2 separate regions of the Mus musculus genome follow, and region 2 is linked to region 1. A link is a loop called in an ENCODE intact Hi-C map of the cell type or tissue named here. Cell type or tissue: left cerebral cortex. All regions are shown on one strand. Links, peaks and the distances in the headings refer to the core of each region. The heading gives the core; the rest is flanking DNA. Region 1 overlaps Fam102a (family with sequence similarity 102, member A). Region 2 has its middle 30 kb from the start of Fam102a.

Region 1 (5,377 bases), core at 63-5,062:
TTGCCAAATGGATAACAGGGAAAATTTGGACCTTGTTGTGAAGCTGATCCTGCCCATATTGGATGTAGGCCAGGCAGCCTTTCTGTTTGGGCAGCAGTAGGGTGGACTGTTTGGGGCTTTGGGTTGCAGAGGGCATTCTCTGTAGCAGCCATTATCGCAGGCCCATCCCATGACACTGTTGAACAAAAAAGGCCCAAGGCAAGATACACAATAGCATTTGAGTGGAGTTGAAAGCCTGTGTGGTTCAAGGAGGATGGGATTATCCTTGTGTGGGGCCTGTGTCTGGACAGGGCCACTCAGCCTGACTCCTAGTAAGTGCTCAGTGGCTTGCTTGAAGTTAGTGGCAGTGGCAATGATTGGCCCAGGAGTGGTCTTGAGTCTGCAGTCTCAGGTGTCTATGGAGGAGGTGGAGCCCTGTGAGTCAGGGCCTCATGGTGGTGTCTGACCCTGGGCCTTCTGTCCTGTGATCGGAATCTTCGGTAGCTGCTGAGCACAGCTGGACAAACAGGTCTGAGTCAGTGCCAGGCTGTGAAGAGAGGTGACTCTGGCTAAACAACTCCTGATTATCTTGTCGCCTTAAGTTCAAAGGGCCATGGGGAATCCGATGTGCAGCAGGAACACCGGGTTAGCAGGTACAGTAGTGATGATGGTCCCTGACTCTACAAACTGTAGAGAACAAGCTGCAGGCACATCTGGGAATCCCCTACTGGGAAGTGGTGCCCCTGTGAGAAGGCTTGACTTTAGGGAAATAGACTACAGAGATCTCTCATTCAGTTGTTAGATCTTCAGCACCATATTTGAAGATAGGAGACCAACTGTTAGTGTACAGACGCCCTGCCTCTACTTGGCTCTGGGAGACAAGGGCCTTGCTTGGTTCCAACTACACCTATAGACCCAGTCCTGCCCGCACAGTTAGGGAGCGCCCTTAGGATGGGCCTGGGTGAAGGTATCCCCTTGACTGGAGTCTAAGTAATTTCAGGAACCAGGCCCCAGGGACAGGAATCTCTCCTTCCTCTCACTCCTTCCTCTTTGGGTGAATCAAATACCACCCGGGCTTGAGTCACTGGTCACACATTCCTGGCCACCTGCCACACCTCTGAACATGACAGCTGAGTTTCAGGACTGGGGAAATGGCCAGATCCAAGGTCCAGAGCAAGGAAGAGGGCTGGGTCAGTACTTTTTGCAGGCTTCCAGGACCACCTGCCTCTGAGGCCCCTCTCTGCAGGTACTAGTGCATGGCTAGGCCATGTCCACAGTTCCACAGAGGTGCCTATCGTGTTTAGTTTGGGCACTAGCAATTCCATGAGAAAGAAAGTGACTGAGACCCAAAGGGCGCTAGAGTTCATGGGTGGCAGAGGCTTGCTTGGACCCATCTTTGCCTCCCCGTGCCACTCAAGTGAGTCTGCTGGGTTTAGGAAGGGGAAGTCCCCTGAGCAGATCCGACTCAACACCTCAGCATTATAATAGTCTAGGTCTTAGGAATTGACATTGGTACCACATCCCAGTGTAACATCTGTTGTGCCTTCTTCCTTTGAATTCCTAGGGCCTCTGTTTTCCAGCCCTAACATGGAAAAATGTAGTGTTGGGCATGGGTTCAGATCACTGACCTTGGACAGGTAAATTCTTGTGCCTTGTGTTCCTAGCCTGTGACATGGGAGTGATGGGCTATGGATTCTGTGACCATCTCTCCCTTGGCATGAAGCAGGTGTGATACCATCTCTTCCCTTGTGTGGAATACTCATGGAAAAGGATGAGATCACAGGGCCTAGGGTTCTGGCAGGACAGAGAGCCATGCTGTCATTGAGACCTGAGAATGGTTCTCCTATGTCGGCAGATTTCCCAGGGATGCTGGGAATGCAAAATTATGTCTAGGGGTACAGACTACCCCTCAACCCCTGGACTCCCTTAAGTCCCTGGACTCCCTTGAGAATCAGTGTCCTGATCTGTGAAGTATAAGTATGAAGCGAGTGTATGAAGAGCACTTGGCACTTAGGAGGACATCCAGGAGACAGAAGCCACGAGACACTTTTGTACATGGGGCTGGACCTGCATTTGGTTCAAAGCCAGCAACTTACTATAGATCCCTTCACTTTAGAGCAAGATCCAGGAACTAGGCCTGAGGGTGCGGCCCAGTGGTAGAGCGTTTGCCTAGTATACACACACGGCTCTGGGTTTCAACCGTAGCATCAACAAAAAAGAAAAAAGCTAGTGATTCCTGGCACATTTCAGACTCCGGTTTACAGGCATCTGCCTGGGTAGTAACATGAGCTGTCTGTATATCCTGGCCACGAAGCAGAAGGACAGCTACGTGCCAGTGACTGCAAACAAAGAATGCCAACACCTACCTGTCTTGGGTTTCTTGAAGGTCAGTCTCCAGATTACATGACTGAAGGGCACCAGGATTCAAACCCAGGTGGGTCTTAACCTGATGCTCCTAAGCCAGCCAGCTTGAGTGCCCGTCGATCATCTCACCCCTTCTCCGTGGTGCACTTCCTAAAGCTGCATTTGCTCACATTGTGCTTGATGGCGTCACTTGCCAACGTCAGCTTGTACTCCCAGCTTTTCTGTCTACCCCTGAGCCATTTTTAGGGTTCTTGATAACAGAGGAGCAAAGAAGGCAGCATGGGGCCGAAGGAGCGCCTCAAAACTCTCCAGTGTTGGGCACCAAGTGGCTTGGCTTCTAGGAACTTCTTGCTGCCTCACCACAGAGGAGGGATGTGCCAGAACTGTAGGGAACTGCTTCCCCTGCACGTGGCCCTCAACTTCTGGCAGGAGTCAAACACTGTTGGGCTGCCACGTTGGCCCTCCTGGCCTGCAGCCCCTGGATGGATGCCTTGGCTGGTCCCTGGGGTGGGCCCCTCCCCAGGCAGCTGTGCAGTTCTCTCCGGGAAAGCACTGGCAGATGTTGTCGATTTAAATTGTTTCCTTATTTTATTCTCAGTCGGGGCTGCCTCTCATCAGCCTAGACTCTAGATTGCATCACTAGGACCGCTTGTACAAGGAACCAGGGAAAGCCTGGGGTTCAGGCTGTGCTGGGCAAAGCCAGAGAGGGGCAGGTGGACAGCAGGAATGGGCACCAAGTGATGGAACTTGTGGTGGTGCCTGTAGGCTGCATCTGAGGACTAAGTCTCGCAGGATATGGAGCACAGCTAGGACTGGGAGGTTCCTGGGGTCCTCCTATAAATGTCTACCTCCTTGTACCAGAGTTAGCTGAAAGATGGATGAAGAATGGCTTCCCAGGCCTCTGACCGAGCATCTCAACTGGAGCTGATTTGGTTAAGTCCCACAACAGCTTGTCACATCTGGAGTTAGGCTACTCTACGGGATGCAGCTAAATGTGCCACAGTGCACAGGACAACTCTCACAAAGAAAATCCCTGTCCTGCAGAGCCCATGGTCCTGGCAGACCTGCTGGCAATCTTATTGGTAGCAGGATAGTAGACATTGTGTGCTCACTTGTGTCTGGAAATGCCTGTCCTACTGGGCCTCACCTTTTTTTTTGCTCAGAAGATTTGAGTGCCGAACTCTGCCAGTCTAATGCCCCCTATTGAGTATGCCAATGATGTACTGATAGACATTTATATTTACTCTGTGTGTGTGTGTGTGTGTGTGTGTGTGTGTGTGTTTGCATCATGTGTATTGGAGGGCTAGAACTCAGGTTGCTAGGTTTGTATATATCAAGTGCCTTTTCATGGCAAGCCTTTTTTTTTTAACCTCTAGTGAGAAGGTGAAGTGTTTTAGGTGGCCCTAAGGTCACCCTGGAGCCTTATCACAGGGACTGTCATGCTATTCCCTGAGGCTCACTTTTCCTTGTTTTCTGCTCCTGTAGTGACTGCCAGTTCTGCTTGCACCTTAACATCAACTCTAGGGAGAGTCCCCCTGGGCTTCATGGTTCCTAGCAACTTATGGCTGGGAGGGAGCTCCCATGGCAGCTTGTCACCTCTGTGGTGGAGACCTAGGGCCGCCAAGACTCTAGGACCCTGTTGCACCTTGTAAGCAGTGCTGCTGCTAGGTCCCGACATCGCTGCAGTGAGTTCATTCCTGGGGACCAGGAAGCCTGCCTGCCTGGATGACTCCTGATGGGAACATTGCATTTCTCTCAGAGAAACTCTTGGAAGTGGCTCCCTTCAGCCTGAACCGCAACCCTCCCCACCCTCTGGGGCCTCTTTAATCTTGTTTATTGTAAACCAGAGAGGCAGTAGACTGGCCTTTCCTTCTTCTGAGGTATCTGTTTACCTTCTTCATTTATCGGGAAACTGAAATGACATAGTGAACTAGGGTGTCTCGTGGTAGGCTGCTGCAGGGAGACCTGGTGTTCTGTGACTTTGCTCCACCCTCCTGGACCTTGGTTTCTTCATCTGCAGGGAGGAACAGGGATGGTATCTATACAGGCCCCAGGACAGAGGAGAGTTCTTTTGGTCCTGTGTTTGAACCATGGATCCCATAGAATAAGATCAAGGTGTGGGTGATACTTTAATGCATTAGAAGGGCCAGAGAAGAGAGTAGCGATCTCGCTCTGCCATCTCTGTCCTAGGCTTTTAGGGGAGAGAGGCCATGGTAACAGATGTGGTCCCCATTAGCATGTGGCTCTGCAGGCACTAAGTTGATGGTCTTCTCTACATCCCATTTGAGCTGAGCAGTGAGAAAGGAGTCACCACGATAGCCCCATGCAATGGGCATGCCTTTCAGGCTTTCCTTGTGTTGTTCCTATTGCTGGAGGCTTTCTTTCATCTTTATCTAGCTGACCTCAGGTTTGAAACCCTGGCTGTGGCATCAGTGTCCCTAGATGTCTATCCGACTCTGTAGAGTGCTCATGTAGCCCTTCTTCAGAGATACTGGCAGTTTCCCAGTCTGCTCCAGGACACTGCAGGAGGCTCATTCCACGCCTGTAGACTGAGCTGGTGCCTGCAGCCATTCTCCATGGATACCTCGCAGAAGTCTGCTTGACAGTTGGATATAGGTCCAAGGGCCTTGCTAAACCAGTCTTCATGGCTGCATGGAGTAGGCAGAGCCAGTCAGGGAGACATATTAAGAGGTTCCTGTCAGATCCGGAAAAGATCCAGAAAATCCGGAGCATCTGAGACCACTGTTTTGTGGGGCATTTACTCTATTTTAGGACAGTTCAAAAATAACTGCATGCTGGCCACAGAGACCACAGTGGGTAAAGGGCTTGCCCTGTTTCGCTGGGATTTGCACATCTAATTGTATGTCTTAAAGCTAAAAAAGCAAAACCTGTCTCTTTAATTACCTGTCCCTGGCAGTGGCAGCAGGGATGCACACCCTAAAACCCCAAGTTGGGAGAGCTGACAGCCAGCCTTCTACCCCTCATAGAGGTTGCCCACATCACTCGTTTGTCCCTACTTGGCAGTGCCTGGGGG
Region 2 (5,377 bases), core at 307-5,306, 44 kb before region 1:
TCTGTCGCCGCAGTGTTGGGATTTAAGCTGTGTGTCACCACACCGGCCGTTTTTTCTTTTTCTTTTTGGGGGTGTGCCTGGCATAGAACCCAGAGTGTGAGTCACCCAGGTCAAGCATAGGCTTTATTATTGGACCACTTCGCTGCCCTCGGCTCTTAACAAACTTACTAGTTTGCAATAGCATTAGGTTTACAGAAGTATTGTTTGGCTGGTTACAGAGTTTGCGCGGTTTTCTGTCTAGTGTTCCTCGTGTCAATCTCCTTAATCAACTGTGGTCTGTTTGTCCAGAAACACTGGTTTTGGTTATGACTGCTGGCCAAGCCCAGCCTTGATGCAGACTTCACCCACTGGTACGCTCAGGCCCTGCCCCGGGATCCGAGTGCGTGAAGTGACTGTGTTGCTGCTTCTCGACTCCTTCTAGCCACAGGTTTTCAGACTTGAGTTTCGAGGCTTGCCAGCCAGGTGTTTTGTAGATATCTGTCCGTCTGTCTGTCTGTCGGCCTGTCTGTTTATCTATCTTATATATTTTTCTCCTGATTGCCTTGGAAGCTTTCTCATTCCATTCGATCAAAGGCACAGGATCACCACATGGCACGCAGAATAAACCAGGGCTGTTTAAGGTGTGTTGCTGGCTGTTTCTCCTCACACAATAGAGTCCTCTCCCTCCTCCGCCTTCCCCCTTTCCTTCCCTCCTTCCCTTTCTTCTCTCTCTGAGTCTCTACTTCTTGTTTCATGGTGTGGGAAGTGGGGCAGGGCCTCACTATGTAGCCCAAGCTGGCCTTCCTCCTGCCTGGGTCTTCCTGGTGCTGGATTCTTTGGCCCACCATGCCCAGCTTAGAAATTTTGATGTTTTTTTAGCTCTGGGGAGCAAACTTGGGCTCTCTCCCTCTGAACTTCATTCGGTCCAGTCAGCTCCTCACACTTTAGAAGTGAGTCACTGAGTCAAACGCCCATTCAAGGGGCAGTGGCTTGAGCTACTTCCTGCAGAAAGAACCATAAATTATTTGAATTCTCCTCAGAAGACAGAAGGCCCTTTCTTCCAGTCTGCTTGTTTTCTCAGCCATTGACTTCTGCGGTGTGGATGCAGCACACATTCTTATTTCATTTAGACTCTGTTGTTTCCCTGAGCTGGGGCTGGAAACCAGGGCCTCTCAAGATGGGCAGCTCTGTACCTGCAAGCTTTCCCAGCTCTGAATTTTACCCTGAAAATCTTAATCCATAGCTATTTCTTCTGATGCTCCAATGGTTTTGTTTTTGGATTTGAGAGCCCCTTCAGGTGGCTCCTGGTTCCTTGGACATGGGGCAGTCCCTTCCTTTTGTTTTTTTATCTTTTTTTTTTTTTGTGCCACCACGCCCAGCGACAGGTAGCTTGCTTGCTTTCTTTCTTTCTTTCTTTCTTTCTTTCTTTTTAAAGATTTATTTATTTATTATATGTAAGTACACTGTAGCTGTCTTCAGATACTCCAGAAGAGGGCGTTAGATCTTGTTTTTTTTTTTTTTTTTTTTTTTTTTTTAAAGATTTATTTATTTATTATATGTAAGTACACTGTAGCTGTCTTCAGACACTCCAGAAGAGGGAGTCAGATCTTGTTACGGATGGTTGTGAGCCACCATGTGGTTGCTGGGATTTGAACTCCGGACCTTCGGAGGAGCAGTCGGGTGCTCTTACCCACTGAACCATCTCACCAGCCCTTGTTTTTTTTTTTATCTTAATTCTGTGCATGCACATATACCATGGTTCATAGGAGGTCAGAGGACAATGGTAGGTGTTGGTCCTTGCCTTCCTCCTTGTGTGAGTTAGGGTTTCTTGCCGTTCACCACTGCATACACAGGCTAGCTGTTCCACAAGCTTTGGGGGATTCTCCTGTCTCCTGGGGATTGACCTATGTCCCGCCATAGGAGAGCTGCCAACCTCATACACAGGTTTGTTTGTTTGTTTTTAAAGATTCATTTATTTATTATATGTAAGTACATTGTGGCTGTCTTCAGACATACCAGAAGAGGGCACTGGATTCCATTACAGATGGTTGTGAGCTACCATGTGGTTGCTGGGAATTGAACTCAGGACCTCTGGAAGAGCAGCCAGTGCTCTTAAGTGCTGAGCCATCTCTCCAGCCCCACATAGTTTCTTTTCTTTTCTTTTTTTTTTTTTTCCTATGAGGTGTGTATAGGATGTCTGGGAGTTTTCTTCAAACTTTCTTCTGGATGTATTTTGTCTGGATCAGCTGGCCAGTCAGCTGATCACAGGAACTCTCTAGAAGGACCAATCTGGCTTTGGCTTTTGCTCTCCAAGTGCTAGGTTTTACAGGAATGCCCCACTACATCATGCTTTTTAGTTTTATTGATAATGATACTTAAGGACCTTACAGAATGGTGGAACGCATAAAATAGGGTTTACTGTGCCTAGACTGGAGATCTGAGGAAAACTAACTAGGTTCTTTTACCGAGAGTTAGTCCTGGGAAGTCGCAGAAAAGTTGGATTTTTTTTTTTTTTTTCTGGAGCTGAGGACCGAACCCAGGGCCTTGGGCTTGCTAGGCAAGCGCTCTACCACTGAGCTAAATCCCCAACCCCCCCCCCATAGTTTCTTTCTTTCTTTTTTTTAAAATAAAAGTTTTTATTAAAATGTGCATTACTGGCCAGGTGGTGGTGGTGGTGCATGCCTTTAATCCCAGGACTTGGGAGGCAGAGGCAGGCAGATTTCTGAGTTCAAGGCCAGCCTGGTCTACAGAGTGAATTCCAGGACAGCCAGGGCTATACAGAGAAACACTGTCTCAGAAAAAAAAAACAAAAAACAAAAAACCAAGAACAAAAACAAAACAAAACAAAACAACAAAAATGGGTATTACCACCTATACATGTGTATGCATCACATACATGTAATACCCTCAGAGGCCAGAAGAGGGCATCCAGTCTCCTAGGACTGAAGTTATGGACAATTGTGAGCTGCCATGTGGGTGCTTGGAATCTAACACAGGTCCCTCGGGAGCAGCCAGTGCTCTTGACCGCTGAGCCATCTCTCCATCCCCCATGTACTGTTTCTTAATACAGGACAACCTTACTATACACATTGTGCCTCACTGCTACTGCTGTGGCCCCCAGGTCTTGCCTCTAGCATCTACATTCCGCAATAGGTGCTTGGGATAGGATCAAGATGGGATTTATCGCAATAGGATAAATCAGGAACCGCATCATATGGCCAGTCTTGGCCAATGGGACCTTAGTAGACATGCCATAAACACAGGCACATATATACAAATATATGTTTGTGTGTATGTGTATAGAGATAGAGATAGAGACAGAATTTGTTTTTAGGCAAGATCTTGTCTATCCTGGAAATTGCTATGTAGACCAGGTTGGCCTCCAACTCAGACCTTTGCCTTCCTCTGCCTCCCTAAGGCTGGGATTAAAGGCGTGCTCATACCCAGAGGTCTTCTGACCTCCATATTCATAGCCTGGCCCATGTTCACCCCTCACACATGCATACACACAGAGAAACACACATATACTGTCCACATACATAGAAATACATATTTTTAATCTATAATATAGACACATAAATGTATTTGTGTATGTATTTTTTAATACAGACTAGGGGCTGGGAAGATGGCTCAGTCAGTAAAGAGTTACCACACAAGCATGAGGACCTGAGTTCAAATCCCTAGAACCCAGGAAAAAGTTAGAGCCTATGATTCCAGTCTTGGAGGAGGACAAGGAGGTCAGAGGTGGCCACGTTGGCCAGTCAGCCAAGCAGAGTCCATGAGCTTCAGGTTCAATGAGAAACCCTATCTCACAAAATAATGACAACAGTAAGACCAGAAGTTCACCTCTGACCTCTACCTGTTCACATATATGTAAATGTACACACACATACAATGTAAAGATACATTGTCACAAACACCCTCCTATGTCACTTCATCCTAATCCACTTGGCTTGTTAATCTCTTTACTATTCTGTTCTGCTGGGGTTGTAACCCACACACACCAGGAAGTGTTTTTACTAGATTAGCTGAGTGACGTCACTACTGCCCATTCTCCAGTGTGAGTGAGGCACCAGAGTTCAACTGTCCCCAGATGATGGACAGTGGGTGGGTCCTGTCGTGCTGCCCTGGTGAGCAGTCATCCTCTCTGTAATTACCAGTATCTGCTATGCTAGTGTTTCTTTAGAGCAGATCACTAGAACATTCGTGGCTCACAGCGCCGTACTTTGGAAGCTCTGACACACATCGACAAATTACCTTCCCAAATAGCACCAAATAGTTTCCACTCCTACCCACTGTGAGCACGTAGGCTCGGTCCTCGACCTTTGTCTACACCCAGTGTTGCCCATCTGGAAAAGCCGTCTCTGTAGCAACACTGGCCACAGTGAGCATGTGAATTTCAATATGGTTAGGGGTGGGAGAGGTGGAGGCCAGACGTGGGAATGTCTGCTGGGCCACAGGACGCAGGGTCTCCGCCCTCCACTCCACCCGTGGGTTCCTTCCTCTTCTGGGCAGCTGCGCTCAGCACATCCTCTTGAAGGCACACTTCCCTAGGGGACCTGTCTCGTGGATTGACCCAAGTGCCTCTGGCCCTGACCCCCTTCTCGCATCTCTGAGAGCATGGGGCCATTGCCTCCTTCGAGATGGAAGCCTTCCAAGTTTCTCCAGTATCTCTGGACGAAAGTGTCATCTTGTCTGAGCTGGTTTGAGAAACTGTGGGTGGGAGGAACGTCCCAGCTCAGGGAGTGCTCACCTCCCTGAAAGTCCTTGGGGGTTCAGTCCCCCAGCACGGCAAAGAATGGATGTCACACTTGGAATCTGACCACTCAGCAGGCAGAAGTAAATACATCGGATGGTCAAGGTCATCCTTGGCTGCATAGCAAATTTAGGGGCCAGTCTTGGCTAGATGACCCCAAAGGAGAGACAGAAAGAAACTGAACAAGAAACACTACCAACCCCGGAGACTCTGTCAGTGACTCCTTCACTAAAAACATGCATTCCTTTGGCAAATATTTACCATCTTGTCCTAAGCTCAGCCCTAAGGACGTGGTGGGGGAAGCAGACACCAATCAGGTGAATGCACCTAGATGTATTTCTGGAATGGAATACTGCACCCGGTTTATCAAGAAGGTGGGGAAACCAGATGGAGGGGCGGCCATGTGGGTGGAGAGCCAGGTGGCTGCATTCCTGATAGGGACAATGGCTTGTGCAAAGGCCGCTTCGGAGAAGGGCAAGTTATACTCATTGTTTGGGGAGGGGGGTGTAAGAGAAGCTGAACACAGAGAGAGAGAGAGAGAGAGAGAGAGAGCCTAGACGTGTCAGCAGAGCTACACCATCCAGGGCTCGGCCCACAGTCACGGAGCGCTGAGAGGATTAAGTGAGGTGTGTCATACAGGCT

The links. A loop is a pair of places that touch in the nucleus more often than their neighbours do. Peaks named below come from ENCODE experiments on the same cell type or tissue, not always from the same donor. Only the 100,000 strongest peaks of a DNase experiment are listed, where the experiment ranks them.
Region 2: it touches region 1 in a loop (2.3-fold over the local background); 17 of 42 quality-filtered maps call a loop at or near these places.

The regions. Positions count from the first base shown.
Region 1 is chr2:32,547,108-32,552,484 of GRCm38, forward strand. All of the region lies in intron 1 of Fam102a (family with sequence similarity 102, member A), which reads left to right. Among named protein-coding and RNA genes, the nearest start is that of Fam102a, 14 kb to the left of the region's middle. In left cerebral cortex, for the core only: no CTCF peak of the experiment used is centred there; DNase peaks (open chromatin) are centred at 1,047 and 2,824; H3K27ac peaks cover 746 bases.
Region 2 is chr2:32,502,826-32,508,202 of GRCm38, forward strand. No RefSeq gene overlaps it. Among named protein-coding and RNA genes, the nearest start is that of Fam102a, 30 kb to the right of the region's middle. In left cerebral cortex, for the core only: CTCF peaks have their summits at 1,463 (motif pointing right) and 2,891 (motif pointing right); no DNase peak of the experiment used is centred there.